Linked DNA regions of Homo sapiens: region 2 is linked to region 1. A link is a loop called in an ENCODE intact Hi-C map of the cell type or tissue named here. Cell type or tissue: ascending aorta. All regions are shown on one strand. Each heading gives the region's core, and the rest is flanking DNA. Links, peaks and the distances in the headings are about the cores only.

Evidence for each region. A loop is a pair of places that touch in the nucleus more often than their neighbours do. Peaks named below come from ENCODE experiments on the same cell type or tissue, not always from the same donor. Only the 100,000 strongest peaks of a DNase experiment are listed, where the experiment ranks them.
Region 2: it touches region 1 in a loop (2.6-fold over the local background); 2 of 110 quality-filtered maps call a loop at or near these places.

The regions. Positions count from the first base shown.
Region 1 is chrX:77,166,465-77,182,656 of GRCh38, reverse strand. No RefSeq gene overlaps it. Among named protein-coding and RNA genes, the nearest start is that of MIR325HG, 160 kb to the right of the region's middle. In ascending aorta, for the core only: no CTCF peak of the experiment used is centred there; a DNase peak (open chromatin) is centred at 7,776; H3K27ac peaks cover 1,284 bases.
Region 2 is chrX:77,018,528-77,034,719 of GRCh38, reverse strand. No RefSeq gene overlaps it. Among named protein-coding and RNA genes, the nearest start is that of MIR325HG, 12 kb to the right of the region's middle. In ascending aorta, for the core only: no CTCF peak of the experiment used is centred there; no DNase peak of the experiment used is centred there; H3K27ac peaks cover 371 bases.

The sequences.
Region 1 (16,192 bases), core at 6,735-9,234:
TCTCATATTGCAAAATACAATTATCCCTTCTCAACAGTCCCCCAAAATCTTAACTTATTTCAGCATTAACTCAAAAGTTCAAAGTCCAAAGTCTCATCTGAGACAAAGCTAGTCCCTTCCAACTATGAGCATGAAAAACAAAACAAAACAAGCAAAAAAAAACAGTTAGTTACTTCCAAGATACAATGGGGTTACAGGTATTGGGTAAATACTTCCATTCCAAAATGGAGAAATCCACCAAAAGAATGAGGCTACAGGCCCTATGCAAGGCTGAAACCCAACAGGGCAGTCATTAAATCTTAACACTCCAAAACAATATCCTTTGACACCTTGTCACACATCCAGAGCACACTGTTGGCAGGGGTGGGCTCCCAAGATCTTGAGGCTTTGCAGGATTCAACCCCCACCATTACTCTCATGAGCTGGAATTGAGTGCCTGTGGCTTTTCCAGGAGCAGAGTGGAAGTTGTCAGTGGATCTACTGTTTTGGAGTCTGGAGGATGGCGGCCCTCTTCTCATAGCTTCACTATGCAGTGTCCCAGTGGGAACTCTGTGTGGGGGCTTCAACCCCTCTGCACTTCCCTAGTAGAGGTTCTGCATAATGGCTCTGCCCCTGTAGCAGCCTTCTGCCTGGACAATAGGGATTTTTCATACATCCTCTGAAACCTAGGTGGAGGATTCCAAGCCTCCACTCTTGCATTCCATGTACCTGCAGGATTAACACCACGTGAAAACTACCAAGGCTTATAACTTGCACCCTCTGGAGCAGTGGCATGAGCTGTATCTGGCTCCCTTTGAGCCACAACTAGAGTTGGAGCAGCTGGGATACAGGGAGCAGTGTCTTGAGACAGGCTCTCGGCCTGGCCTAAGAAACCATTCAATTGTCCTAGGCCTCTGGGCCTGTGATGGGAAGGACTGCCACAATGGTCTCTTAAATGCCTTTGAGGCCTTTTCCCCATTGTATTGTCTATTGGCACGTGGCTCTTATTTACTTATACAAATTTCTGGAGCCTGCTTGAATTCCTCCCCTGAAAATGGGCTTTTATTTTCTACTACATGGCTAGGCTGCAAATTTTCCAAGTTTTTATGCTCTACTTCCCCTTTAACTGTATATTTGACTTTAGGTCATTTCTTTGCTCATACATATGAGATAGGCTGTGAGAAGCAGCCAGGCCACTTCTTGAATTTTTTGTTGCTTAGAAATTTCGTCCTCCAGATACCCTAAATCATCACTCTCAAGTTCTAAGTTCTACAGATCCCTAGGGCAGAGGCACAATTCAGTCAAGTAATTTGCTAAGACATAACAAAAGTGACCCTTGCTCCAGATCATAATACATTCCTCATGTTCATCTGAGTCCTTTTTATTTTTAGCCTGGCCTTCTCTGTCCATATCACTATCAGCATTTTGGTAACAACTATTCAACTAGTCTGTAGGAAGTTCCAAACTTTTCCTCATCTTTCTGTTTTCTTCTGAGCCCTCTATTCTCTTCCAAACTCTGCTTGTTACCTAGTTCCAAAGTTGCTTCCACATTTTCAGGTATCTTTATAGCAATGTCCTACTCCTTCATACCAATTTTCTGTATTAGTCTGTTGTTACACTGCTATAAAGAAATACGTGAGACTGGGTAATTTATAGAGAAAAGAGGTTTAATTGGTTCATGGTTCTGCAGACTGTACAGGAAGCATGATGCTAGCATCTGCTTGGCTTCTGGGGAGGCATCAGAAATTTACTATTATGGTGGAAGGTAAAGGGTGTGAATGCATGTCACATGACTGGACTAGGAACGAATAAGATGGAGGGGGGAGGTGTTACACACTTTTAAATGACCAGATATCACCAGGACTGTACCAAGGGAGATAGTGCTAAACCATTCATGAGAAACCATCCCCAATGATCCAATCCCCAGTCCCCACCTCCAATATTGGGGATTACAACTTGACATGAGATTTGGTAGGGATGCAGATCCAAATCATATCAGTGCCTGAGAAACACTGTTCAACAAATGTTACCTCCTAACATTATTGTACAAAATGTTTACTTCCAACAAGCTTTTCCATCTGCTAGCCTCAAAAGCCGTTTTTTTTCTTTCCCTTTGACTCTGTCATAATCTTCACTGATCAAATTGCTATCTGTTTTTGTGGTTGCCTCTGAGGGTGATGGACCAGTCAGGACTGACTGGAAAGGGGAGATTTCTGTGATGATGATAAGATTCTATGTTTTGATAGGTGTTTGGGCTACATAGGTAAATGCATTTGTCAGAGTTTAGCAAATGTTCCCTTAATGTTTGTGATATAAATGTATGTACATTTACCTAAAAAAAACTGTACATGTACATTAAATTTTAGTTAATGATATGCATGGAGAAGTGTTTGTTGGTGAAGTGTACTAATGTCTGTTACTTTCTTTGAAGTGCAACAGAAAATAAAATAGCTTAAAGAATGGATAGAGAAATGGATAGATATATGATGAAGCAAATGTAGTAGAATCTAGATGGTGGGTAGGCCGGGCACAGTAGCTTATATCTGTAATCCCAGCACTTTTGTAGTTAGAGGTGGGCAGATCACCTGAGGGCAGGAGCTCCAGACCAGCCTGGCCAACATGGCAAAACCCCGTCTCTAGTAAAAAATACAAAAATTAGCTGGGCATGGTGGCAGGCACCTGTAATCCCAGCTGCTCAGGAGGCTGAGGCAGGGAGACTTGCTTGAACCCAGGAGGCAGAGGTTGCAGTAAGCCAAGATCATGCCACTGCACTCCAGCCTGGGTGACACAGTGAGACTCCGTCTCAGAAAGATAAAAAAATTATCTAGGTGGTGGGTATACTGGTGTTCACTATATAATTCTTTATATTTTGCTATATGCAGGATAATCTTCAAGGGTTTGTGACCTGTGGAGTCATGCAGGGCCCCATGCACAGAAGGGCATTGTGCTTGGTTTAATGCTCTGTTGTCATGTTTTCGAAGTTCTTAATAATTTCATCTTTGAACTTGTGTTAAAAATCCAATAGGACAATGGAGTATGCACATAAGCAGAGTAGATACACATAATATGTATCTACTATTCCTTGCCACCCCAGGTATATATAGTGTTTGTAATGCTCCATGAGTGAGGAATTCCAGTACACCTACAATGTGTGGGAGTTCAGCAAGGCTCAAACTGAGTGCAAGGTAAGTGATTTATGTGTAAAACCAAGTGGGAGTACTGACAACCTTAAGAGGCTATACTTTCCTTTTAAATCAGAACTTCCTTTGAATGCAAAAAAAGCAATTATGTTCTAAGAAACACGAATGACCAAGGAACTCTATCGTATTCTATTTTACTCATGCTACTTCCCTATATTAGCCAACTACTATTGCTAAATATGATGATTTAAAAGGAAAGGGAAAGATAGGGCCACCCGTAGTAGTTACTCCTTTCAGTCCTTTCATCAGTGAACTGAAAGTAGAGACTGTTGGTAGAATGTGGACATATCAAAAAGTGAAATAGAAAATACTTGAATTAGCTTTGTGCAGCATTTCCATTCTTCTGGTAAGCAGAAAATACATATGCATGTATAAGCTATGAAATACAAATTGTGTAATTTTGGTGACTGTGAATATGAGTTAAATCCTTTTTGAGATAGGATCTTGCTCTATCTCCCAGGCTGGAGTGCAGTGGTGCAATCATGGCTCACTGCAGCCTTGACCTCTGAGGCAAAAGTGATTCTTCTACCTAAGCCTCCTGAGTAGCTGGGTCCAGAGGTGTGCACCACCACACTTGGCTGATTTTTATTTATATATATTTTGTAGAGACAGGGTCTTTTAATGTTGCCCAGTCTGGTCTCAAACCCCTGGGCTCAAGTGATCCTCCTGCCTTGGTCTCTCAAAGTGTTGAGATTACAGGTATAAGCCACTGTGCCTGGCCTAAATGTTCTTATATTTGCAGTTAAATCCAACATTGCATAATATAAAAATGAACAGTAAAGTTCATACTAATAATTTCAATTTTTAATTATTCCTTATATAGAACAACATTAAATAGCAAGTAGAAGATACCATGGTGAGAGAGAGAAAGAGAAAGATATATATGTAAGAGAGACAGAGCATGTGAATGCACCAACGAATGAAAACACTTTTTACGTTAACAGTACTTTCTCCCTGCTTTTTCAAAGAGAGGTCCCACATTTTCATTTTGCACTAGGCCCCACAAATTATGTAGCTGTCTCTGGCTGTATGTTTGACATTTTTCATAATATACTTTTGGGTAATGTCTTACCTGTTCTTTAAATACTCACACAACACCCTATGAAGTTTTTTCTTGACATTTCATATCAAACCACTAATTTTTAAGCCCTTTAGTGATTAGTAGAAAGGTCAGCTTTGTTATTACATGGCTGTGTAACTATTGAGAATGCTTTATCTCTCTCTAGGTTTGTGTCTTTACTTGTACAATGAAGAGGTTGGATGAGATGGTTCTTTCTTAAGTTCCTTCAGATTGGGACACTGTGATTCTCTCATTTATATAATTTAAAGACCTTTTCCATCTACAGCTGAGTGACATTGGTTATGTGTAAACGTCATGTCCTTTTATGGATGTGAGTTTTTGCAAAATGAACCTCCTGCTTTGTATATTTCTACTCTCTATGAAATTTTGCACATAGTAGGTACACAATAACTGTTGTGTGGATAAATAAAGAAGTGAGTGAATGTGGTGACTATTATTTGTATTTTACCACACAGTGGCTTCAGAATCAACCATTTGCTCCTCTTTCATTGTAAAAAGGTTTTGTGCCAAGCCTATGCTGTAGAAAGTCCAAACAAGATAGAAAGCGTGGCTGATACTGCCCTGAGACATCAGCTAGCCTTTTGAGACCACTCTCTTTATATTGCCTAGGAAAGATTTTTCTCTTTTTCCAACCTCCTGCCTAAGGTCCTTGGATTCACAGCTCCCATCCTCAGGGAGAGATAGGTCTGCCCTGCCTCACTATGCTCAGGGGTGTGTGCCCAGCTCAGAGGCCCATAAAGGAATTGGGAAAATGGCCAGGGTTCCTCATGTGGGTTAAAGGCTCAGCCCCACAAGAGGCCATTAAAACTTCCCATCTATACTTGAGCCTTTTGTTTCCCACACCCTCTGGAAGGGTGGAGTAGGATGTGGAGTCAGGAGGATGGCTTTGTGAAATCCAACATCTTGAGGCAGTGAGCCATAAATACCGACAGAAAAGTAGCCTGGGCCTTTGTAGGACCTGGGATGTCTGTTTCCTTGCCACTGGCCAGCACACATTGGTGGCATTATAAACCAGGCTAGGTTCACTCCCTCCAGAGCCCACTGTCCAGCCCTAGTTTCCACTTTCATAGGCTCTACTCATCATTTCTCAATGAATCAGGCAGAATTTTTCCATGTGGGCTCGGTATTGGTTTCCCCAAATGACCCTTAAAAAGTTCAGATTTGAGTCCACAGATCTGTCTGAGCAGGAGGCGGACCTCATACATCATTGAACACTCATCTCAGAAGGTCGAGGCCTTGGCATGGTTGAGTGTTGATGTGTTTATGGATGGAAAATATTGGTTTTGCATTCTATCAGTAACCCTCACAGAGGTGATATTGGGATTTAGGGATCTAATCATTTGGAAAATGCTTGATTGTAGCCAGTTCTAGACTCATTTATATTTTGGAAAGTGAGGATAATGACCTGTACCTCAGATGGCTGCTCTTCTGCAATCTTGTTGGACGGAGTTTGGGAGTGATCAAACTGGCAAAGTCAGCAGAGTGAGGTGATGGGAAGGCAATTTAAGGAAGAGACTCAACAAACGATCAGAAGCAATAGTGGAAAGAGCACTGGATTGGGAGTCAGCAGACTGAGGCTCTGGTTCTGGCTCTATTATGCTCTTACTTGTTTGCTGTATAGCCTTTGGCAGATTATTTTCTCTCTCAGAGTTTCAGTTCCCTCATGTATAAAATGAAGAGATGGCCCTTGATGGTCCCTAAGGATCTTCCCAGCTCTAATTTGTAACACTTGGGAGGATACTTACCCTCCTTTAGTTGGGTTAAGATCATGAAGTCTGGAGCCAGGCTGCCTGGGTTTATGTCTTGGACTTACCCTTTCCTGACTGAGTGACCTTAAACAAACTAACCACTCTATGCTTCACTACCTTCAACTGTAAAATGGGAATAGTAACAGTACTTGCCTTATAGGATTTTAATAAAGATTAATTGTTTCAATTTACCTGAAGCCCTTAGAATATTACCTGACACATATTAAGTGCTAATAAATATTAGGTAATATTATTTTTTATAGGACCCTTCCCTGGGTTATCCTGAGGAAACCAGGTTACAGTATCTGGGATTTCAGGATATAGCCTTTACCTTCTCTCTGAGAAAAAAGACTGCCTAATGGTTGACTTCCTAGACCTCCTGACACATACCTCAACTACCTTTGGAGAAGGTCAGCTTCTGCTCACCCATGGTATGGTACTCTGGGGCTACTGTATATGAGTCCTCAAACTGGACCTCTTTAGAAAACAGCTATTCTAGGATTTGGTCTTGTTTCTCCAACTTGGAAGGTCTGTTCATCTTCCCATATGTGCTTCTCTACCTTCTAGCTAGCTTTTACCTTCTCCAGCTGACATGGTCAGTTTTGGGGTGGAGATAAGACAGTCATGGCAGAAAGGAGAACAGTAGCTCTCTAATCTCTGATTGTCCTGTGAGGATTTGTTTCCATGAAGAGTTTCTATGCCTCTGGGATATCTTTGTAATCAATCCATGTCTCTGGATTTCTACTTTTCCAGGGACATGTCTGGTCAATTCTAACAAATGAATAAATGAATACTTGTAGTCCTGCAAAGTAACATTTGAGCTTGTACTTGGGTCATAATAATGTAGAATGTTTTAGTCATAAGGGGCCTTTGAGATGAACTTATCTATTTCCCTCCTTCTATAGTATATTGAGGAAACTGAAACCCAGAAATGGGAAGGGACTTTCCCAATATCATGCATATTAGTTGGGGCTAGAAGCTAGGTAACTTAATGCCTACTTGTAGGCCCTTTCCCATATATAAATTTGCCTCTGGGGCATTTTTGCAGGCACATTTTCCTTAACCAAAAGGAGTGTAGATGAGTGAGTGAATATGTTTTAGGATAGAGAGGCCTTTTGGTTCTGCTCAAAATTCCTGGTAGGCAGTTGCATGCACTTCTTTTAAACCGGGCCAGCCTTGCTGATACTTAAAGAATTCTAAGAGAGCTAGAATTTCAGAGCTCTGTATCTTCAACTGTAGTACCATTGTTGGGTGGGGCCAGGAGGATAAGCATTGCAGCTGGATTGCCTCTGTGTCTCCAGGGCCTGGGAGGAGCTTGTCACTCTGGAGTAATACAAAAGGCTCTCAGCATTTGCTTTGAGGTGCTTGGTCACATCTTGCAAAGACAATGAAGAGATATGAATAGAATTGATGGAAGAGTGAATCAGGGGTCAGTGTCTGGTTTGCTCGGCAGCCAGTCCATGGGAGTGGCAGAGCAATGAGAACAAAGCACAGTGTGAACTCCTGGCCAAAAATATAACCTAATAAATAGAGGTTTTGCACCCCAGAGAGCACAGTGGAGTTTCTGGCAGGATTGGGTAGTAGTCATTCTGAACAAACAAGATCTTAATTTATGTCTAAGCAGAGCAAGATTAGAAACCTGCTTCACATTCCTCCTAGAGAGTTTCTGAAAATCAGCCAAGTGAATTTCCTCCATTTGGAGGCAGAGCAGAGAAGTCATGCACAGGGATTTCCAAACATAGTTCCCAGGCCACTGCACTGGTAGTCCCAGTCATGAGCCTCTAGGTACCACCATCTGGTGCCAACTTGCAATGCCAAGACACTGGTAGCAACAGTGGTATCTTGACAAACACCAAGATGTAGATGGCTTAGTTGGAGCTTTGTATATCTATTTCAATAGCTGACTGACTTTGCAATCTGCTTTACCAGAAGATCTTAAACTTATTTTTTCTTGCCTATATTCCCTTCCTATCTAGAACAGTCTTCTATTTATTATCTGTTATGCTGTCTTTTTTACTCTATTCAGTTGTTTCCTGAAAACTTATCACTTTCACTTTCACAGAAGATTTAATCTAAATGAAAGACAATAAAAGAATAACCATGAAGGATTCTTAATTTTGAAGCTGGCAGATTACCAAAGAATATGTAATATATCCTTTTGAGGCACCAACTCTCTTTCAGCTACCATTTGTACTCTGATGACCCTTGATTCTATATCCCATCCTCATGCCCAAGTTACAAATTAATATCAAGTTGTCTGCCACTCAGATGTATCACAGGTACCATGAACCTAACATGACCAAGGTGGAACTTACCATATTACCCCTTCAACATCATTCTACTCCTGAGTTTCAGTTTTACTTGGTGGCACCACTACTTACCAGCGACCTAACCTAGAAACTATGGAGTCATCCTTGAATCACCTTCTTTCCTTTCCTGTTAGACCCAAATCCATCATCAAGTCCTACTGATTTTTATCTCCTAAATATATTTCAAATCTGTCCACTTAATTTTGTTTCTACTGCCTTAATTCAAGCCCTCATTACTTCATATCCAAACAACTGCTTCCTGATGTCCCTGTCTCCAATCTGGGCCCCTTCCACTTCATCCTCCACACTGCCAAAATAATTTTAAAATATAAATCTGATTATGGTACTCGAGGTGCTTAAGGCCCTACAATGGCTACTGATATGATTTGGCTCTGTGTCCCCAACCCACAATTGTTGAATTGTAATCCTCATGTGTCAGGGGAGGGACTTGGTGGAAGGAGATTGGATCATGAGGGTGGATTTCCCCCATGCTGTTCTCATGATAGCGAGTGAGTTCTCATGAGATCTGATGGTTTAAAAGTTTGGCACTTCTCCCCTTGCTCTCTCTCTCCTGCTTCCATGTAAGACGTGCCTTGCTTCCCCTTCTGCCATGTTTGTAAATTTCCTGAGGCCTCCCCAGCCTTACAGAACTGTAAGTCAAACCTCTTTTCTTTATAAATTACCCAGTCTTAGGTAGTTCTTTATAGCAGTGTGAAAACAGACTAATACACCTGCCCATTGCCTTTAAAATAAATCTCAAATTCCTTTCAGGGCCCACAAGGCCTTATATGATTCTGTCCCTACTTATTTCAGAAGCCTTGTTTTTTGCCACCCCTTGGATTGCTCTTTATGCTCTAGCAACACTGATCTCTTTGAAGTACCCCACAGACACTGTTTTGTTTGTGTAACTGTTTGTGTTGCCTTCTTGAATTGGGTCTTCCCTACTTATTATTTTGTCTGGCTAACCTTTTATTACTTAACCCCAGAAGTCTTTCCAGACTGAGTGAGGTGGTACCCTTCTGTGATCTCATAGCATCCCATCACATTCCATATCATATCTCATTATCACACCCTATTATAATTATCTCTTCACCTGTGTTGCCCACTAGATTATACTGCTCTTGAAGAGACAGTGTGTAACTTATCTCTATCCTAGCACACTGTTTGGCATATAGTAAGTGCTCAATGGTTGCTTTCTGAGAGAATGAAAGGAGCAGGTATATATTTGACTATTCAGCTAGCCCTTTGACATCAAGTAATTTTTCACTCATTGACTCATTTTTCTCTCACAACAAGTCCATGGAGTTGGTTTTTGGGGACATTAATGCATATGCTGCTTTTATAGAACACTTATTGTGTGTTACTTTCCTGAAACTTTTTCTGGTAAGGACAGCAAATTTGATATTCCCCATTTTGAAAATGCAAAAACTGACCCTCAAAGATGTTACATAACTTGCCTCAGCTCATGCAACTAATTAATAATGGAGTGTAAATTTTGATTTATAAACTCATCCCAAGGGTCTTTCTCCTGCCTCCCACTGTTTCCAAATCATAGTCTTGAAACATTTGGGTTTCAAGGGAGATCCTTGGGATGACTGGGTTTCTCTTATACTTTGTTTATCTGCTGACTTAAAACATTGAAAAAATTATTTTATTTTATTTTTAGTTGACATATAACAATTGCACATATTCACAGGACACATAATGATGTTTCAATACATATAATGTATGGTGATGAGAAAAGAATAATTAGTGTATCCATCATCTTAAATATTTATCATATATATATAAAACTGTTAACTGTAGCCATCCTATGGTGGTATAGATTACAATAACTTATTTCTCCTAATAAAACCTCTCCCTATGCATTCCTTCCCCCTACTCTTCCTAACCCCTAGCATCCTTTGATCTACTTTTTAACTTCTCTGAGATCAACCTGTTTTTTTTTTTTTTTAAGCTTTCACATATGTGTGAAAACATGCAGTGCTTAATTTTCTTTTCCTGGCTTATTTTACTTAACATAATGCCCTCTAATTCCATTCATGTTGCATGAATGACAGGATTTCATTCTTTTTATGGCAAAATATTATTCCACTGTATATAAACAGATTTTCTTTATCCATTCATCTGTTGTTGGACATCTAGTTAGATTCCATGTCTTGTCTATTGTAAATAGTGCTGCAATAAACAAGGGTAGGGCAGCAGATATCTCCTCAATATCTCCATTTCCTTTCTTTTGGATAAATATTCTGTAGTGGGATTGCTGAATCATATGGTAGTTCTATGTGTAGTTTTGTGAGGAAGCTTCATATTGTTCTCCATAGTGGCTGTACTAGCTTACATTCCCACCAAGAGTCAATCAAATGTTTTTTTTCTCTGCATCTTTGGCAGCACTTGTTATTTTTTGTGTTTTTGATAATAGTGATTCTAACTGGGATGTAACAGTACCTCATTGTGGATTTGATTTGCATTTCTGTAATGATTAGTGATATTATTATCATCACTGTTAGTCATCATTAGTAATAACGATCATCAATTTTTAAAATATATTTCTAGGCCACTTGTATGTCTTCTTTTGAGAAATGTATGTTCAGATAATTTTCTCATTTTAAAATCAGATTTTTTTTTTTTTTTTTTTTTTGCTGTTGAGATATTTGAATGTCTTTTATATTCTGGGTATTGATCCCCTGCCAGATGAGTAGTTTGCAAATGTTTTCTCCCATTCTGTAGGTTGTATTTTCACTCTGTTGATTGTTTCTTTTGCTATGAAGGAGCTTTGCAGTTTGATATAATCCCATTTGTTTATTTTTACTTTGGTTGTCTGTGCTTTCGTGGTCTTATTCAAAAAGTATTTTTCCAGACCAATATCCTAGACTGTTTCCCCTGGGTTTTCTTCTAGTAGTTTTGTAGTCTTGGGTCTTACATTTATGTCTTTGATTCATTTTGAGTTGATTTTTCTATAGGATGAGAGGTGTGGGTCTAGTCTTATATTTCTACACATGGATACCTAGTTTGAAAGCACCATTTATTGAAGAGACTATTCTTTCCCCAATGAATGTTCTTGGCACTTTTGTAAAACACAAGTTGGCTGTAGATTCTTATATTAATTTCTGGGTTATTTCCTCTCTTTCATTGGTCTGTGTGTCTATTTTTATACCAGTACCATGCTGTGCTTGTTACTGTAGCTTTGCAGTACATTTTGAAACATGGTAGTGTGATAGCTCCAGCTTGTTCTTTTTGCTCAGGATGGCTTTGGCTATTCTGGGTCTTTTGTGGTTCCACAAAAATTTTTAGGATTTTTTTTCCTATTTCTGTGAAGAATGTCATTAGTATTTTGATAGAGATTACCTTGAATCCAGATTTCTTTGAGTAGTATGGTCATTTTAAAAATATAATTCTTGTGATCCATGAACATGGGATGTCTTTCCATTTGTTTATATCCTCTTTAATTTTTTTCATCAGTGTTTTATAGTTTTTCTTATAGAGATCTTTCACCTCCTTGGTTAAATTTATACTTAGGTATTTTATTTTTTGGTAGCTATTTGTAAATGGAATTTCTTTCTTGATTTACTTTTCAGCTACTTTTTTGTGTATGTGTAGAAATGCTGCTGAATTTGTAGATTGATTTTGTATCCTGCAACCTTATTACTAAATTTGTTTATAAGTTCTAAACGTTTTTTTGGTGAAATCTTTATGCTTTTCTATTTAAAACATCATGTCTGCAAACAGGGACAATTTTACGTCCTTCTTTACAATTTAAATGACCTTTGTTTCTTTCTCTTTTAAAGTGAAACTCACATAACATAAAATTAACCACTTCAATGTGTACAATTTAGTACATTTGTAACAGTGTGCAACTATCACCTCTATCTAGTTCTAAAACATCTTTATCACCCTAAAAGGAAATTCCATTCACATTAACCAATCACTCCCCATTCGTGCTATCCTCCTAACCACTTCTGATGACTTTTTCCTTCTGTCTCTATGGATTTACCTATTCTGAATATTTAATATAAATGTAATCATACAATATGTGACCTTTTTTGTATGATTTCTTTTATTTAACATCATTTTTCCAAGTTCATTTTTGTTATGGCATGTATCAGTATGTCATTCCTTTTTTGGCTGAATCATATTTTATTATATGGATATACCACATTTGGATTATCATCCATTTATCATTGGTGGACGTATTTGGTTTGTTTTCAACTTTGGACTATTGTGAATAGTGCTGCTATAAAACACAACACTACAGTACAATTTCTGTACAAGTTCTTGATTGAATACCTATTATCAATTCTTTTGGAAATATATCTACAAGCAGAATTGCTGAGTCACATGGTAGTTCTGTGTTTAACAGTTTGAGGAAATGCCACAATGCTTTCCATAGCAACTATGATATTTTAGATTTTGAGTAGCAATGTATGAGGGTTCTAATTATTCTACATTCTCACCAACACTTCATATTTGGTGGATGTGAAGTAGTATCACAATGTGGTTTTGATTTGCATTTTCCTGATGGCTAATAATGTTGAGCATCATTTCATGTGTTTATTGGTTCTTTGTATATCTTCTTTAGAGAAATATATGTTTAAGTCATTTGCTTATTTGTATCATTGGGTTTCTTTGTCTTCTTGTTATTGAATTGTAAACATTGTTTAAATATTTTGGGTACTACACCTTTATCAGAAATATGGTTTGCAAATAATTTTTCTCATTCTGTGGATTGTCTTTTCACTTTGTAATAGTGTTCTTTTATGTGTATATATTTTTTAATTTTGTAAAGATCCAATTGATCTATTTTTCTTTTGCTTTTTTTGTGCTTTTGCTGTCATAGCTAAGAATTCATCTCTAAATCTAAAGTCATGAACAGTTGCCCACTTTTTTATGGCAGTATGAGTGATAAAAAATGCATCCATTTAAGGTATAAAAGTTTTTTTGAAGATGGCAGATTAGAGGCATTGCTAGCTTACTTGTCTCACTTAGAAGAACAAAATAGTGTGTAGAGATTCACACTGTAAATGTTCTTTATTTCCAAGAAGTGACATGGGAACTAAACAGTAAAACTGAAGGAATCCACAGACCTTTTGAAGGAGCTGGCAGGCTGCAGACTACACTGTGCGTCAGGTGAAAGGCTATGAGTCCCCAAACTGTGAGAGGGAAAGACTGACTCTGGGATCTACAACCTCACTAGGGAGCTTGAAAGTTCAGGCTATGGGGGAAGGCCTTAACCCTACCCAGTGCAGGAACCAACTTGGGAAGAGTCATGGAATATAAAAGTAGGAGCAGTGGTGGGAAGACCCTTGTATGCACTTCCAATCACCGGTGCACACCAAAGGAAACCATTCTTTATTATTCCTCACAGGGGACCATGTGAAAGTCAGCCAAATAGTTCAGACAGTGGTTGTAGGTTGAAAGAAGTCCCCAACTGGGTTTCATAATGTAACCTCACGTGGGGATGAATTCCGTTTGCCAGGGCTGGGGGGGCCAGTGAAAAGCAAGCTGCATCCACGAGTGCAGGAACCAGGCACCTGGTTTTGTGGGTGAAGAGAAAGGGTATGGCTGGAAACCCATAATTGGTGTCTCTGCAGGGAAAGTTTATAACCTATGGCAGTTGCAATTTCTGAGTGCAGGCTGCCTGGAACTTAGTTTTCTGTTGCCAGTGGAATACTGTGGGAATGGATCTGCCTCACCAAGTGTGTGGGATCTATGTGGGTCTTACTGCCACCTGATACTCCCCATTCCCTGTGTGAACTTTTCTGTGCAGCAGAGGCAGCATCATTCTGCTCTGGATCATCAACCCAGAAGCTTTAGAACCCCCCTACCCCCAAACACCCACAGGGGCTGCTGCTTGCACTGCACATGGAGAGTGAAACCACAAACCCACCTGACCCAGTCCCCACCTTACTTTGCCCCACCACCAGCCCTGGTAGCTTAACACAAAAGACAGAAACTTTGGGGAGCTATAAGGCTCTCCCCATTGTCTGAAAAACCAGAGTACCCACCCTGGGCAACATAAGGGAAGAAAAATCCCACTGCTACTATTGTGCCTGTTGCTCTTTTGCAAGCACCATTTCCTGGCTGGAGGCCAACCAACACAATTTATTACGACATCTCTTGATAGAATAACACTGTGCCCAGGAAAGAGAAAATAGCTGTGTGACCTCAGCTATTACCACTGCCTGCACCACTCTGGCTAACCAGGAGGTCCTGAGTCTGTCCACATAACCAGTTCATTACTGCAATAGCTGCCATTTGAGAAAGCCAACATGCTAAGACTCTCATAACCCAGGAATACCACAGAGTCTATGTCATTTACCTTCCACTCTTATTAGATCTGGTGCTGCTACCCACTGCTGAGGGACTAAAAAAATCCTCAACAAAATACTAACTGATCCAACAACACATCAAAAAGAACACATCATGATAAAGTGAGTTTTATCCCAGAGATTCAGGGATGGTTTAACATACATAAATCAATAAATGTGATACATTGCATGAACAGAATTAAACACAAAAACCATATCATTATCTCAAGAGATGGAGAAAAAGCATTCCATAAAATTCAGCTTTCCTTTATGATAAAAACACTCAACAAACTAGGCATCAAAAGAACCTACCTCAAAATAATGTTATGTAAGACAAACACAGAGTCAACATCGTACTGAATGGGGAAAAGTTGAAAGTATTCCCCCTGAGAACAGGAACAAGGCAAGTTTTCCCACTTTTACCACTCCTATACAACATAATTCTGGAAGTCCTAGCCAGAGCAATTAGGCAAGGGAAAAAAATGAAGGGCGTCAAAATTGAAAAAGAGGAAGTCAAACTATCACTGATTGCAAATGATATGATTATATACCTAGAAAATCCTAAAGACTCCTCCAAAAGACTCTTAGATTTGATTTAAAAAATTCGAAGTATCAGGTTACAAAATCAATGTACACAAATGAGTAGCACTGCTATACACTAACAACAGTCATGCTGAGAATTAAATCAAGAACTCAATCCCTTTTACAACGGCTGCAAGAAAACCCTAGGAATATACTTAACCAAGGAGGTGACAGATATCTACAAAAAGAACTACAAAACACTGCTGAAAGAAATTATAGATAACACAAACAAATGGAAGCATATTACATATTCATGGATTGGAAGAATCAATATTGTGAAAATGACCAGATGGCTGAAAGTAATTTACAGATTTAATGCAATTCCCATCAAAATATGAATATCATTTTTTACTGAATTAGAAAAAGCAATTCTGAAATTTATATGGAATAAAAAGGGCCCAAATAGCCAAAGTAATCCTAAGCAAAAAGAACAATTCAGGGAACATTGCATTGCCACACTTAAAATTATACAACAAGGCTATAGTCACAAAAACAGCATGGTACTGTTATAAAAGTAGATACATAGACCAAATGGACCAGAATAGAGAATCCAGAAGTAAACCAAATATGTGCAACCAACTGATCATTGGCAAGGCATAAAAAATATAATTGGAGAATGGATACCCTATTTAATAAATGGTGCTGGGAAAACTGGAAAGCCACATGTAGAAGAATGAAACTGGATTTTATCTCTCACCTTATACAAAAATCAATGCAAGATGGTTCAAAGACTTAAATATAATACATGAAACCATAACAATTCTACAACACAACATTGGAAAAACTCTTCTAGACATAAGCTTACACAAATAATTCAGGACTAAGATCCTTAAAGCAAGTGCAACAAAACAAAAATAAATAAATGGGACCTAATTAAACTAAAAAGGTTTCTGCACAGTTAAATAATAATAATACCAGAGTAAACAGACAACCCACAGAATGGGAGAAAATATTTGCAATCTATGCATCCAGCAAAGGACTAATA
Region 2 (16,192 bases), core at 8,740-11,239, 150 kb after region 1:
TGCCTCCTGGGTGTTTTCATGACAATATAAATCTGCACTCCTCATCAAATTCAGGAAGAAGAGTGACCACTGGCCTGGAACCTCTAGCAGGAATGGCTTATCTTTTTATGATAGATGGGGGTGATAGGGGTCACCCACCCTACCATTTGGGTGCTTCTTGGGACAACAGTAGGCTGCACCTTCTGGCTGAGTTTACACAGAAATAGGACCACTGAGCCAGAAGCTTTAGCAGGCTTTGCCCACTTGGCTAGCGGTGATGAGGATCAGTTTCCTGGGACAACAGGAGGCTGTGCTTCGGGCTCAGTTGACACAGAACTGGAACCACTGGGCCAGAAGCTCTACCAGGCATTGCTCACCTGGCTACCAGTGTTGACAGTGGGTGGGGTCACCTGCCCTGCCATCCAGGTGTTTCCCTGGACAACAGGAGGCCGTGCTGTCTGCCTGAGTTCACATGGAGATGGGACCACCGGTCTGGAAGCTCTAGCAGGCATTGCTCACCTGGCTACCAGTGGCAGGGGTGGGTGGGGTCAACCACCCTGCCATCTAGGTATTTCCTGGGACAACAAGAGTCTCCACCGTCTGGCTGAGTTCACACAGAAGCAGGCCCACTGGGCTGGAAGCTCTAGTAGTTGTTGTTTGCCTGGCTACCTGGGGCAGGGATCAGTGGGGACTCCTGCTCTGCTGTCTGGGTGTTTCCTGGGAAAGCAGGAGGCTGAGCTCTCTGGCTGAGTTTACACAGAAGTGGGATTGCTGGGCTGGAAGCTGTAGCAGATATTGTCTTACTGGCTACCAGGGGCATGGGTAGGTGGGGTTTCCTGTCCTGACATCTAAGTGCTTCCCAGGAAAACAGGAGACTGTGACCACCAACTGAGTCTACACAGAAGTGGGTCCACTGGAATGGAAAATCTAGAAGGCATCATTGCCTTGTTATCAGTGGTGGGGGTGGATAATGTTGCCCACCCTGCCTTCTTGGTGTTTCCTGGTACAATATGAGGCTGAACCCTCTCGCTGAGTTCACAAAGAAGCTCAATCGCTGGGCTGGAAGCTCTAACAGGTGTTGCCCACTTAGCTACCAGTTGTGGCAATGGGGGGGGGGGTCACCTGCTTTGCTGTCCAAGTGCTTCCTGGTATCACAAGAGGCTGCATCTGCTGACTGAGTCCACACAGAAGTGAGACTGTTGGACTGGAAGCTCTAGCAGGTATTGCTGCCTGGCTAGCAGTGCTAAGGATGGGTGGGGTCACTCATCTTGCCATCAGGGTGTTTTCTGGGACAACAGGAGGCTGTGCCCTCCTGCTTAGTTCACACGGAAGTGGAAACACTGGGCTGTAACTTCTAGCAGGTGTTACTCACCTGACTACCAGTGATGCAGGTGGGTAGAGTTGCTTTTCCTGTTGTCTGTGTACTTCTCAGGACAACAGGAGGCTGTGACTGCCAGCTGAATTCAGGCAGAAGCTGGACCACTGGGCTGGAAGTTGGTGCTGAAGGCCTGACTGGCAGGGGTGGAGGGGTGGGTGGAGCAATCTTACTACTCCCAGTACTGTGATTGCAGCCTCTATTGGGACTATGGTGCTGGTACTGGTCTGCTCTGGGGCCCAAGACTTATAGAGATTCCCTTGCACTTGAAAGTTGCCTCTGCAAAACATCCAGGTGGCTCTCTGCCTCAGTCTAGAAATGCAGTGGGGAGTGTGCAGGGGTCCAGAGGGATTCTCCCATTCCTAGTCTTGTACTGGTCCCTCTGAAGAGTGTGACTCCTCTAGGGGACTCTCATTCACTCACCCTTTCCCATGCTGGAGAGGTTCTCCTGGCTCCGTGCTGAGCCCAGAGAGGCTGGAGACCAGCTTCACTCCTCTCTGCTCTCTTTGTCCTATTGCTGCCTTGATGGATTCTGATGTGGTTTCTCAGATGATTGGCTGGCAGGATCAGTGTTATTTAGCCATTTTGTTTCCTCTCTGTGAGAGTGGCATACATGAGCTGCTATAGTCTGCCATCTTGGCCTCTCCTCCTTGTATTATGTATTTCTTAAGAAGTTATTGTAGCTATCATATTTGACTGTTTTGACTTTTAACCTTTATACTAGAGATTTATCTGATGTACAGAGCACTCTAACAGTATTGGAGTATTCCAGATTTGACTATATATTTACCTTTATCAGTGAATGTTATAGTTTTGTGCTTTCATGTTAGTAATTAGCGTCCTTTGGTTTCCAGTTTAAGAACTTCCTGCTGCATTTCTTGTAAAGAAGGTCTAGTGGTGGTGAATTCTCTCAACTTTTGCTTGTCTGGGAAAGAATATTTCTCCTTTATTTTGGAATAACAGCTTTGCTGGGTATAGTATTTTTGGCTGTCAGTTTATCTTTCATGACTTTGAGTTTATCATTTTATTCTCTCTTGGCCTATAAGGATTTCTGCTGAGAAATTTGCTTAGAATCTAATAAGGATTTCCCTATATGTCGCTTGACACTTTCCTCTTGCTGCTTTTAAAATTCTGTCTTTAAGATGGTGAATAGGAACAGCTCTGGTCTGTAGCTTCCAGTGAGATGAACACAGAAGGTAGATGATTTCTGCATTTCTAACTGAAATACCTGGTTCATCTCACTGGGATTGGTTAGACAGTGGGTGCAGCCCATGGAGGGTGAGCAGAAGCAGGATGGGGTGTCACCTCACCTGGGAAGTGCAAGGGGTTGGGGAACTCCCACCCCTAGCCAAGGGAAGCCATGAGGGACTCTGCCATGAGGGACAGTGCTATCCAGCCCAGATACTACACTTTTCCCAGTTTTTGCAACCAGCAGACCAGGAGATTCCCTTGGGTGGCTACACCACCAGGGCACTGGTGGAGGGAGGGGCGTCTGCCATTACTGAAGCATGAGTAGGCAGTTTTCCTTTCACAGTGTAAACAAAGCCACCTGGAAGTTCAGACTGTGCAGAGCCCACTGCAGGGTGGCATAGTCACTGTAGCCAGACTGCCTCTCTAGATTCCTCCTCTCTGGGCAGGGCATCTCTGAAAGAAAAGCAGCAACCCGGTCAGGCACTTGTAGATAAAACTCCCATCTCCCTGGGACAGAGCACCTGAGGGAAGGGATGGCTGTGAGCGCAGCTTCCAGACTCAAGCATCCCTGCCTGCTGAATCTGAAAAGAGCAGTGGATCTCCCAGAACAGCACTTCAGCTCTGCTAAGGGATGTAGTGTCTCCTCAGGTGGGTCCCTGACTCCCATGCCTCCTGACTGGGAGACACCTCCCAGCAGGTGTGGACAGACACCTCATACAGAAGAGCTCCAGCTGGCATCTGGTGGGTGCCCCTGTGGGACAAATCTTCCAGAGGAAGAAGCAGGCAGGAATCTTTGCTGTTCTGCAGCATCTGCTGGTGATACCCAGGAAAACGGGGTCTGGAGTGGACCTCCAGCAAACTCCAGCTGACCTGCAGAAGAGAGGCCTGACTGTTGGAAGAAAAACTAACAAACAGAAAGCAATAATATCAACATCAACAATGAGTATGCCCACACAAAAACTCCATCCAAAGGTCACCAGCATCAAAGATCAAAGTGAGATAAATCCATGAAGATGAGAAAAAAAAAGCACAAAAATGTTGAAAATTCCAAAAACCAGAATGCCTCTTCTCCCCCTAAGGATCACAACTCCTCACCAGCAATGGAACAAAACTGGATGGAGAATGTGTTTGATGAATTGAAATAAGTAGGCTTCAGAAGGTGAGTAACAAAAAACTCCGAGCTAAAGAAGCATGTTCTAACCCGATACAAGGAAGCTAAGAACTTTGATAAAAGGTTACAGGAACTGGCAACTAGAATAAGCAGTTTAAAAAGAATATAAATGACCTGATGTGGCAAAAACAGAGCACAAGAACTTTGTGAAGCATACACAAGTATCAATAGCCAAATTGATCAAGCAGAAGAAAGAATATCAGATATTGAAGATCAACTTAATGAAATAAAGCATGAAGACAAGATTAGAGAAAAAAGAATGAAAAGGAACAAACAAAGCCTCCAAGAAATATGAGATTACATGAAAAGACCAAACCTATGATTGACTGGTGTACCTGAAAGTGACAGGGAGAATGGAACCAAGTTGGAAAACACAGTTCAAAATATTATCCAGGAGAACTTCCCCAACCTAGCAAGGCAGGCCAACATTCAAATTCAGGAAATAGAGAACACAACTAATATACTCCTCAAAAAGATCAACCCTAAGGCACATAATTGTCAGATTCATCAAAGTTGAAGTGAAGGAAAAAATGTTGAGGGAAGCCAGAGAAAAGTTCAGGTTACCCACAAAGGGAAGCCCATTGGACTAATAGTGAATGTCTCTGCTGAAACCCTACAAATCAGAAGTTAGTGGGGGCCAATATTCAACATTCTTAAAGAAAAGAATTTTCAACACAGAATTTCATATCCAGCCAAACTAAGCTTCATAAGTGAAGGAGAAATAAAATCGTTTACAGACAAGCAAATACTGAGGGATTTTGTCTCCACCAGGCCTGCCCTAAAAGAGCTCCTGAGGGAAACATTAAATATAAAAACAAACAAACAAACAAACCAAAAACCAGTACCAGCAACTGCAAAAAACACACCAAAATATAAAGACCAATGACACTATGAAACAACTGCATCAACTAATGTGCAAAATAATCAGCTAGCATCATGATGACAAGATCAAATTCACCCATAACAATATTAACTTTAAATGTAAATGGGCTAAATGCCCCAATTAAAGACAGAGACTGGTTAATTGGATAAAGAGTCAAGACCCATTGGTGTGCTGTATTCAGGAGACCCATCTCACGTGCAAAGACACACATAGGCTCAAAACAAAGGGATGGAGGAATATTTACCAAGCAAATAGAAAGAAAAAAAAGCAGGGGTTGCAATCCTAGTCTCTGATAAAACATACTTTAAACAAGCAAAGGTCAAAAAGGACAAAGAAGGGCATTACATAATGGTAAAGGGATCAATGTAACAAGAAGAGCTAACTATCCTAAATATATATGCACCCAATACAACAGCACCAAGATTCATAAAGCAAGTTCTTAGAAACCTACAAAGATACTTAAGACTCCCAGACAATAATAGTGGGAGAATTTAACACCTCACTGTTAATATTAGACAGATCAACGAGACAGAATTTTTTTTTTTTTTGAGATGCAGTCTTGCTCTGTCACCCATGTTGGAGTGCAGTGGTGCGATCTCAGCTCACTGCAACATTTGCCTCCTGGGTTCAAGTGATTCTCCTGCTTCAGCCTCCTGAGTAGCTTGGATTACAGGTGTGTACCACCACACCAGGCTAATTTTTGTATTTTCAGTAGAGACAAGGTTTCACCATGTTGGTCAGGCTGGCCTCGAACACCTGACCTCATGATCCACCAGCCTCAGCCTTCCAAAGTGCTGGGTTTACAGGCATGAGCCACTGCACCCAGCCTAGAAAATTAACAGCAATATTCAGGACTTGAACTCAGCTCTGGACCAAGTGGACCTAATAGACATCTACAACACTCTCCATCCCAAAGCAACAGAATATGCTTTCTTGTCAGCACCATGTAGCACTTATTCTAAAATTGACCACATAATTGGAAGTAAAACTCTCCCCAGCAAATGCAAAATAATGGAAATCAAAAGAGACAGTGTCTCAGACCACAGTGCAATCAAATTAGAACTCAGGATTAAGAAACTCCATCAAAACCACACAACACACACACCACACAACAATTAAGGCAGAAATAAATAAGTTCTTTGAAACCAATGAGAACAAAGACATAATGTACCAGAATCTCTGCAACATAGCTAAAGCAGTGTTTAGAGGGAAATTTAGGGCACTAAATGCCCACATGAGAAAGTGGGAAAGATCTAAAATCAACAACTTAATATCACAAAAGAACTAGAGAAGCAAGAGCAAACACATTCAAAAGCTGGCAGAGGACAAAATATAACTAAGATCAAAGTAAACTGAAAGTGCTAGAGTCACGAAAAACTATTCGAAACTTCAATGAATATTTGTTTTTTTTTGAAAAGATTAACAAAATACGTAGACTGCTAGCCAGACTAATAAAAAAGAAAAGAGAGAAGAATCAAATAGACAAAATAAAAAATGATAAAAATAAAAACTGATCCCATGTAAATAAAATCTTCTATCAGAGAATATTATAAACACCTCTACATAAATAAACTAGAAAATCTCAAAGAAATGGATAAATTCCTGGACACATACAACCTCCCAAGACTAATCCAGGAGGAATTCGAATCCCCGAATAGACCAATTACAAGTTCTGCAACTGAGGCAGTAATTGATAGCCTACCAACCAAAAACGCCCAGGACCAGATGGAGTCACAGACGAATTCTACCAGAGGTACAAAGAGGAGCTGGTACCATTCTTTCTGAAACTATTCCAAACAATAGAAAAAGAGAGACTCCTCCTTAACTCAATTTATGAGGCCAGCATTATCCTGATACTAAAACCTGGAAGAGACACAACAAAAAAAGAAAATTTCAGGCCAATACCGCCTGATGAACATCGAAGTGAATATCCTCAATAAAATACTGGCAAACCACATCTAGCAGCATATCAAAAACGTATCCCCCAAGATCAAGTCAGCTTCATCCGTGGGATGCAAGGTTGGTTTAATATATGCAAATCAATAAACATAATCCATCATATACACAGAACCAATGACAAAAATCACTTGATTATCTCAATAGATGCAGAAAAAACCTTCCATAAAATTCAACACCCTTCATGCTAAAAACACTCAATAAACTAGGTATTGATGCACATATCTCAAAATAATAAGAGGTTCAGGATGTTGAAGCTGCAGTGAGCCATGGTTGCACCACTGTAATTCAGCTTGAGTGACAGAGGGGATCCTGTCTCAAAAAAAGGAAGAGGCAGAAAAAACTTCAGGGTTTTGAGCCTGGCAAATTGGTGATTCATCTACCAAAGATAATAAAGTAACTTGGGTGTTTTAGACCACATCTCCTCCTAGCATACAAACCGTCTTTTAAATGTGTCCAAGGCTAAAAAATGATGACATGATACAAATGATGTCTTTGAGCTGTGGAAATATATAGGATCCATAGGTGAAAATGATGAACCTATGAGAGAAATGAGTGTGCAAACCTAGATGAAACAAGGCAGCTTGATTACAGCAGAAAAGGATGGAGAGGATAATTAGGACACCTGGATTTGGACCACAAACTTGGTTTGTTACTGGGCAACTTTTTCTCTCTCTTTGTCCCAGTATTCTTATCTAAGAATGAGAATACTCATTTGGACAACTAATACTTGGTTGAGTAGATGCTCTGTGGCACACTGAGCTATGGAAAACGCTGTCAGGGGCTATTGAGGTAGAGATGCAGGGAGGAAAAGCAGCCAGGTCTATTGACTACTCCTCTGTTTTATCTAAATCAATCAGAAAACTACCTGGTATTTGGGTGTCTGCCAGTTCAGATCCTTTGTGACTCTGCTTGCCTGGCGACAGCACTGGGGAACTCTGCTCACCTTTCTTTATAGTCTATTGAAGAATTTTTGGTGGTTCCTTGAGTGATATGGGTGTCACAAGGATGAGTAAAAATTAAAGGGAGAGAGTTGTAGCCTGTGGCATTGGGAGTTTTCTCTTAGTGACAATACAGAGTGCGAATGATGACTCCTCAGGCTTGGAGGTTGGGTTGGAGGAACTTCTGCTGTGCTGATTATTGAACATTGGTCCTTTCCAATTGGGCCAATCTCAAATATTGCTAATATTTTCCACTTGTTTAGTCTTGGCTTGCAGGCTTAAATGTTGCAGAACTATCAGGCTTTAGTTAGCATGTCAGGGCTGCCCTATCTATCCATAGGAATAGAGCAACACATATGGGCTACCACATATAATGGTCTTTTGAGTTGACAGTCAATTCATCAGTGTGATTTTATCATGCCAGGCTGTCTTAAACTGTTACCAGTTCCTTTTCTCTAGTTGCTTGTGAAAAATAGGGGATAGGTAGGTCAAGAATCAGGAATAATAATTCCTTACCTCTGTATTCTACATTGTGTCTTACATAGTGTTCTTTAATCCAGGCTCTCAGCTGAGTTTCACAAGAATCCTGTGGAGTTTATAGGGCTTGGATTGTTACTCTCATGTGAGAGATAAAGACTCTATCTCTTTATCCTGTAACGTTTGTTTCAAGCTTCACCTCCTTTATGATAATTTCATCCACATACTTGATCCTGTCACTGCTCACCAACCACAGTACTTAAACTCTATATTCTGTGTGTAGCCACTTATTATTTTTTTATACTCTATTGTAGATATTTGTGTACCCTAAAAAAGCCATCATCATCTCTAACATAGCTCCGTAACTAGTTTCCTTGCTCCAACTCTTATTGCCCTCCCTACTACAGTCTATTTTGAAGACAGAAACTAGTTTGCTTCTTTGAGAAACAAGTCAGATGATGTCACTTCCTGTGAGCTAAACCTTGTAATAGTTCCCAATCTCACTCAGAATAAAATCTGAAGTCTTAACAGTGGCTTACAGGGCCTTTTCATGTTCTTTAGCCTGACTGGTATCTGTCTGACTTCCTCTCTTATTACTCCCCTTGCTAGCTCTGCTCCAACTACATTAGCCTCTTTGTTTTTTCTGGAATACATCTAGTACATTCTTTCTCAAGGCTTCTGTACTTTCTGTTCCTTCTGCTTAAATTATCTTTTCCCAATATCTACAGGGCTGGCTCTCTCACTTCTCTTATGTCTCTAATCAATGTAACTTTATAAAAGGTGTCTTTTTTTATTACTGTATGTAAGATAGTTAGATATACCTTAGCACTCCCTTTTCTTCTTGCTCTGTGATATGGTTTGGCTGTGTCTCCACCAAAATTTCATCATGGATTGTAGTTCCGATAATCCCCATGTATCAAGGGATTTACCTGGTTAGAAGTAATTGAATCATGAGGGCAGTTATCCCCATGCTGCTGTTCTCATGATAGTGAGTTCTCTAATATCTGACGGTTTTATAAGGGGCTTTCCCCCCTTTTGCTGGGCACTTCTCCTAGCTGCTGCCATGTGAAGAAGGACCTGTTTGCTTATCCTTTGACCATGATTGCAGGTTTCCTGAGGCCTCCCCAGCCATGCTGAACTATGAGTCAATTAAACATCTTTTCTGTGTCAATTACCCAGTCTCAGATATGTCTTTACTAGTAGCACGAGGATGGAATAATACATTAAATTGGCACCAGGAGTGGGGTGCTGCTGTAAAGATACCTGAAAATGTGAAAGTGACTTTGGAACTGAGTAGCAGGCAGAGATTGGAATAATTTGGAGGGCTCATAAGAAGATAGAAAAATGTGGGAAAGTTTGGAACTTCGTAGAGACTTGGGGGGCTCAGAAGACAGGAAGATGTGGGAAAGTTTGGAACTTCCTAGAGACTTAAATGGCTTTAACCAAAATGCTGATAGTGATATGGATAATAAGATACAGGCTGAGGTGGTTCAGATGGAGATGAGGAATTTGTTGGGAACTGGAGTAAAGATCACTCTTGCTATGCAAACAGATTGGTGGCATTTTCCCCCTGCCTCAGAGATCTGTGAAACTTGGAACTTGAGAGAGATGATTTAGGGTATCTGGCAGAAGAAATTTCTAAGTGGCAAAGCATTCAAGAGCAAGAAGAGAAGAAAAGTTTGGAAAATTTGCAGCCTGGTGATACAATAGAAAAGAAAAACCCATTTTCTGGGTAGAAATTCAAGCCAGTTGCAGAAATTTGCATAAGTAATGAGGAGCCAAATGTTAATCACCAAGACAATGGGGAAAATGTCTCCAGGGCATGTCAGAGACCTTCATGTCAGCTCCTCCCGTCACAGGCCCTGTGGCCTAGGAGGAAAAAATGGTTTAATGGGCCAGGCCCAGGACATCCCTGCTCTATACAGCCTTAGGACATGATGTTCTGCATACCAGCTGCTTCAGCTCCAGCTGTGGCTAAAAGGGGCCAATGTACAGCTCAGGCTGTTGCTTCAGAGGGTGCAAGCCACAAGCCTTGGTGGCTTACATGTGGTGTTGGGCCTGTGAGTGCACAGAAGTCAAGAATTGAGGTTTGGGAACCTCTGCCCCAGTTTCAGAGGATGTACAGAAATGCCTGGATCTCCAAGCAGAAGTTTGCTACAGGGTGAAGTCCTTATGGAGGACGTATGCTAGGGCAGTGCAGAAGGGAAATGTGGGATTGGAGACCCCACACAGAGTCCCCACTGGGGCACTGCCTAGTAGAGCTATGAGAAGAGGGCCACCATCCTCCAGACTCCAGAATGGTAAATCCACTGACAACTTGCATTGTGCATCCAGAAAGGCCAAAGACACTCAATGCCAGCCTGTGAAGGCAGCTAGGAGGGGGGATTTACTCTGCAAAGCCACAGGGGTGGTATGGCCCAAGGCTGTGGGAGCCCACCTCTCACATCAGCATGACCTGGATGTGAGACATGGATTCAAGGGAAATCATTTGAGAGCTTCAAGATTTGACTTCCCTGCTGGATTTTGGACTTGCATGAGGCCTTTATCTCCTTTGTTTTGGCCAATTTTATTCCATTTAGAATGGGCGTATTTGCCCAATGTTTGTACTCCCACTCTATCTAGGAAGTCACTAACTTGCTTTTGATTTTACATCTTTGATTTTAACTTGCTTTTGATCTCATCAGCCCTAGGCTCATAGGCAGAAGAGACTTGCCTTGTCTCAGGTGGGACTTTGGAGTCTGGCTTTTGAGTTAATGCCAGAATGAGTTAAGGCCTTGGGGGACTGTTGGGAAGGCATGATTGTGTTTTGAAATATGAGGACATGAGATTTGGGAGGGGCTGGGGTGGAATGATATAGTTTGGCTGTGTCCACACCCAAATGTCATCATGAATTGTAGTTCCCATAATTCCCATGTGTCGTGGGAGGGACCCAGTGGGAGGTAATTGAATCATGTGGCCATTATCCCCATGCTGCTGTTCTCATGATAGTGAGTGAGTTCTCATGAGATCTGATGGTTAAATAAAGGGCTTTTCCCCCTTTAGCTTGGTTCTTCTCCTTGCTGCCACCATGTGAAGGACATGTTTGCTTCCCCTTCCACTACAATTGTAAGTTTCCTGAAGCCTCCATAGCCATGCTGAACTGTGAGTCAATTAAACCTCTTTCCTTTATAAATTACCCAGTCTCAAGCATGTCTTTATTAGCAATGTGAGAACGGACTAATTCACTCTGCTTTTTTTGTTTTCCATTGCATTCACTGACATATTATGATTTTGCTTGTTTATTTGATTATAGTCTACCTTTCCTTACTAGAACATAAGCACTTGAGAATAAGGACTTTGTTTTGTTCAAGGTTACATTTTGAGTCTCCAGAACAGTGTTTGACATATAGTAGACATTCAGAAATTCTGTTGGAAAAATAAACAACTCCATAAAATACTTGAGGACAAGCACTGTTCAATGTCCCCTATTCATGTTCCTCATGCTAAACACACTTGCCTTAATCAAACAATGGAACTTAAAACAGAAAGACCCCTTAGAGACCTTGGAGTCTGCCTTCCTCAGTTAATAGATAGTAAAGCTGGATGGAAGCGTATTGCCCAGGGTCATACAGAAAGTTGTTGGCAGAGTCAGAATAAGAATCCAAATCATCTAACTCTAGCTCCACAACTTTTTCTATGCCATGCTAGACTCACAAATTAGTCTTATTTCCCAACTACAGGGCACAGGTAAGGCATTGTTAATCTGGAGAAGTAAGCGCTGGGAAAATTAATGTGGAGGTGGGAGGTTTTTGCTTTCCCACAAACAAGAGTTTCTCTGAACATTTTCTCTGGTTTTGGAGTGCAATAACAACTGTAATAAATATCACACAAACACTTGACCTCTTAAATCATAAAAAACATCATCACTCAATAAATCAATTAACAAGTCTTTTTAAGTACCTAACATGTGCCTAAACCTGTGCTACTTGCCTAGGAAGCTCTGAAGATGTTCAGCCCTGTTTCTTGGTCTGTAGGAGCAATCTAACAATGGAGGTAAGGCTCACCAGCCTGAAACAAGCATATACCAAATTGTGAGATACAGACAATAAACACTGTTGAGAAGAGTGGGAAACCATAAGAGGCTGACAAAGAAGTACCAGAAGACATTATGTGGGAAAGGAGACATCTTTGCACCTATTTCACAGGGTATTCCTGTCAGTGCTTTTTGTCTTCTTTCATTCAGAAGTGTTCATTTGCATCCATGGACCTGACCCTATCTCCATGTTTCTCTAGGGAAGGGTGATGCATTTGATGCAGTTACCAGGTCTCTTCCTTTCTCTTCCCCACACCCCACAATGAGATCTACGCTCAGTTCAATACATGTTTACTGAGCACCCCGTGGATACTAGGAACTGAGCAAGGGGCTTGGAATTTAAAGAAAACAAGATGAATAAGGTATGGTCATTTATTTCGAGTAGGTCAGAGTCTAATAGGACAGATATACACAGAGGTTTACAACATAATTTAGTATTTTTAGGAAAATTAGTTTATTTATATTCATCTTTATTTAAAAATGGATTTAAAGTGTCAAATACAGCAAGTTCTGCTTATGAGAAAAAATTGTTATCAGAACCCAGATGAGAGATGGAATGATGCAGAGAGTCAACGAAAACTTCTCAGACTAGGTGATATTTAAATTGAACTTAGATGATAATTAGAAATTTTCTAGAAACTCAGGAGTTGAGGGTGTGGGCAGAGGGAGGCATTCTAGATGAATGAAACAGTACACAAAGGTGGGAATTGCCTACCTGCCTGGGAAATTGCTAGTTGTTCTGTGCCTGAAGCCGGAATAAAAAATGCCTGCATGATCACCACTATAAGTTCCTCCCATGCCCATCAGAAATTGCTAATCAGGCATAATCTTTCTTCCCAATAAGCCTGGATATGACTTAGAATCATTCAAAACAGAGAACCGCAAATGGCTATTTGTAGTCAATTTGAATTGATCCATAAGATGAAACATATTTACCATCCTTGGCTGATCTGTAATGCCTTTAAAGTTACAGATTTTCAGGAAATAGAATCTGGTTGAGAATCTATGTCTTTAACAAACTATCCCCACCCCCTTGACCATGATTCTGATGTAGTGAGTTCATGGGCCTGTATTTTGTAGCTACTATGGTGTATCATGTTGCTGAATTTAGATTTTTCTCCTATGACCAGAAATGTTAAATCAGGGTAGGGTAAGTATTTTAGAAAGCTGTACTTGGCAATAACGTGGAGTATAGGCTGGAGGAATGAAAGACCGGTGGCAGAGAAACTGCTTAGTATGTAACTATAATGTTTCAGGCAAGAGATGACAGGTACCTAGGAGGAGAAGATAAATTGGAGAGACATTAACTGAGAGAGATGATAGAAAAGTAGTAATTGCCAGAAGCCAAGTGCTTTCAGAAGAACATGAAAGAAGGAGAAACAATTTGTAGGTGAAAGAAGGAATTTGGTATATAAGGAAAAATTTATAAAGGTAGAATTTGAGCCAGGCCTTGAAAGATAGTTAGCACTTGACATTAGGAAAAGTGTAGAAGGCCATTTAAGACCTCTGTACCAGCAAGAGGAATGATCTAAAGGTAGAAAAGTCATAAGGCATGTATGAAGAGCAATGAGTAGTTCGATTTGGCAGGCTTGGTTTGGCATTCAAAGGTGACATTTTTGCTATCATCATCTCTGTTCCTAGATGACTTCTTTCACTATCCAGCTTGCAGGTGCTCAGGAAACATAAATTGGTGTTAATATTAACTAAAGTGTGGCTCTCATCTGCAAGAACACCGTTCTAGAGTTGATTCTAAGAGGCTTTTGGTTTCTGTGCAGTTCTGGGTTGTTCCTACTGCCATTTGCCCACCTTGAACACTGCTGAAGGAGGTGGACTAAGGAAGGATAAAAGTTGTTTATTATTTAATGGAGGAAGCAGAATAGGTTTATTGCCACAAAAAAACTCCACAGGGAACATCCAGTATGTGAAATGGCAATCTCTGCAAAGCTCTGAAGGAATCCCCACTTATCCCTAGGCAAAAATAATTATGGAAAAAAACCCTCCTTCAATTAAGTTATGTTATAAATACACTTTTTCACAAGACATTACATTCACAAAGTACATTTATAATTGTCTTTATTGTGAGGGTGAAGAAACTAAGGTTCAAAGAGCTTACAGGCTTTGAGAAAGGACAATTGGCAAGTAATTCACTAAGATAGGCTCAAATCAACGTATTCTACCACCATCTCCAAATCCCACATGTTTCTATGGCAGGAGGAGGTATCAAGTACCAATTGGCATCAAATCTACCTCACTATTTTAAGGGAGACTTGACAATAATTAATTTCAAGAAACACTTTCTGAGCATTTATTCTGTTTTCGGTATATGGTAGGCCCACAGAATGCAGAGACTGAGACAACAAAATTCTTGTCCTCAAGGGCTCACAGTCTAGCGGGCAACACAGACACATATAGAAATAATCACAAGCCAATATGAGAAATGCTAATAGAAGAATGTGCTAAGTACTGTGAAAGTTCAGAAGAAGAGGAAATTATTGTACAGAAAGAAACTTGCTTTGAAGAAGGCCAAAGCCCTCTGTTAACACAATTAAATTCCTGTGATAGAATTGTAGGCTTGCAGATGGGACACAAAGGAGAGAATGGAATGGGTATGTTTTTGGGGCCTTCCTTAAAATACCATTGTACTACTCTGATTGGTTGCCAGCTTTGTGGTGGCCATGATTGTACTGCTACTCTCTGTCTGGGCTGGGTTCAGTGGGGCCCATGGTTTGTCTCAGCAACCTCTGCATTGATTTCTGCCAGGTCTGGTACAGGGTGTTGGATGCTGGAACAGCAGACTGGGTATTGCCATTTGTAGTTGTTCTGCCCATGCCTAGGGCTAAAATGGGACAAGTCTCTGGGCTGTCAGAATTTATAGTAAGAATGGGACCTATCTAGCATCATTCTGCCTGCCAGAGGAAAGAGAACTGAACTAACGTTGATTGAATGCTTAATGTTTCATTTTAGTTCAGAGCAACACACACTTATGGATGGTCTCCTGTGTGTTAGGCATTTTATAAGGCACCACAGTTTTACCTTATAGTGGGAAAAACATTAGGTAAAGAAGTATCTGTAAATAAATAACCCACAGTGATATACCATACAGTAAAGTTATATATAATGAGCTATGATACCCAAATAATGGAGCAATAAATTGTGTTTGGGGTTTAGAACATGCTTCAGTGGGGAATCAGCATTGGAACAGGGCTCTTATGGCTGAGTATACCAAGCATGGTGCTAGGTGCTTTAGGAAAGTAGCTTATTCAGGTTGCTTTGGTTGCAAATTACAGAAAACTCAAACTGATCAGAACAAAACAGAGGAATATTGGCTCATGTAACAGAAAAGTCCAGCGGTTGGACAGGTTTCAAGTATGGTTCAGTCATGACTCTGGCACCTTTCCTCTGTGATTCTCTTGATTCTGCCCTGCTTTGTATGTTGTCCTTGTTCTCAGGCTGAATTCCCTCAGGGTAATAAGAGAGAAACCAGTGGCAATTGGGGCTGATACTTTCTCTTTTATATTCAGTGAGATAAAAGACACTGCTTATCACACCAGAAAATAAAAGTGAACCTTGGGGATACAGAAAAACTAAAATTTAGAGTAAAATTATACTAACCATGGGGGATCTCCCAGGAATTAGTTCAAAAGCAGTTGAACGGTTGAAATAGCTTGGTGGGAATCCCAATTTCAGCTTCTGTTTCATATTTATTTAATTCTTAGTTTTAAATGGCATCCCTTTTATATACATTTTATAGTATATGTATTGATTAAGAGACAAATAAATTTTGGATTTCTAGACTAGTAATACTATTTCCGTAACACAAACATCACTTGTCCTATCAAGGCATTCTTTACAGCCTGCATATTCAATGAGCATGGTGTGCAAAGCTAATTATGGGAAAGCAGTATTATGAATGTTTTAGGAGTACAGTCCCTGGAGTCTACCATATCTATGTTTTCATCTCTGCTTTGCCATCATTTAGATGTGTACATTGGACAAATTACTTTATCTTTTGGAGCTTTAGTTTCTTTATCTACAAAATGCAAACAATATTAAGACCTACCTCATAATGTTGGAGAATTACATGAGTAATCCATGTAATCCATATAGCAAATATTCCCAAAGTTTCTTGGTTCACTGTGCCCTTAGT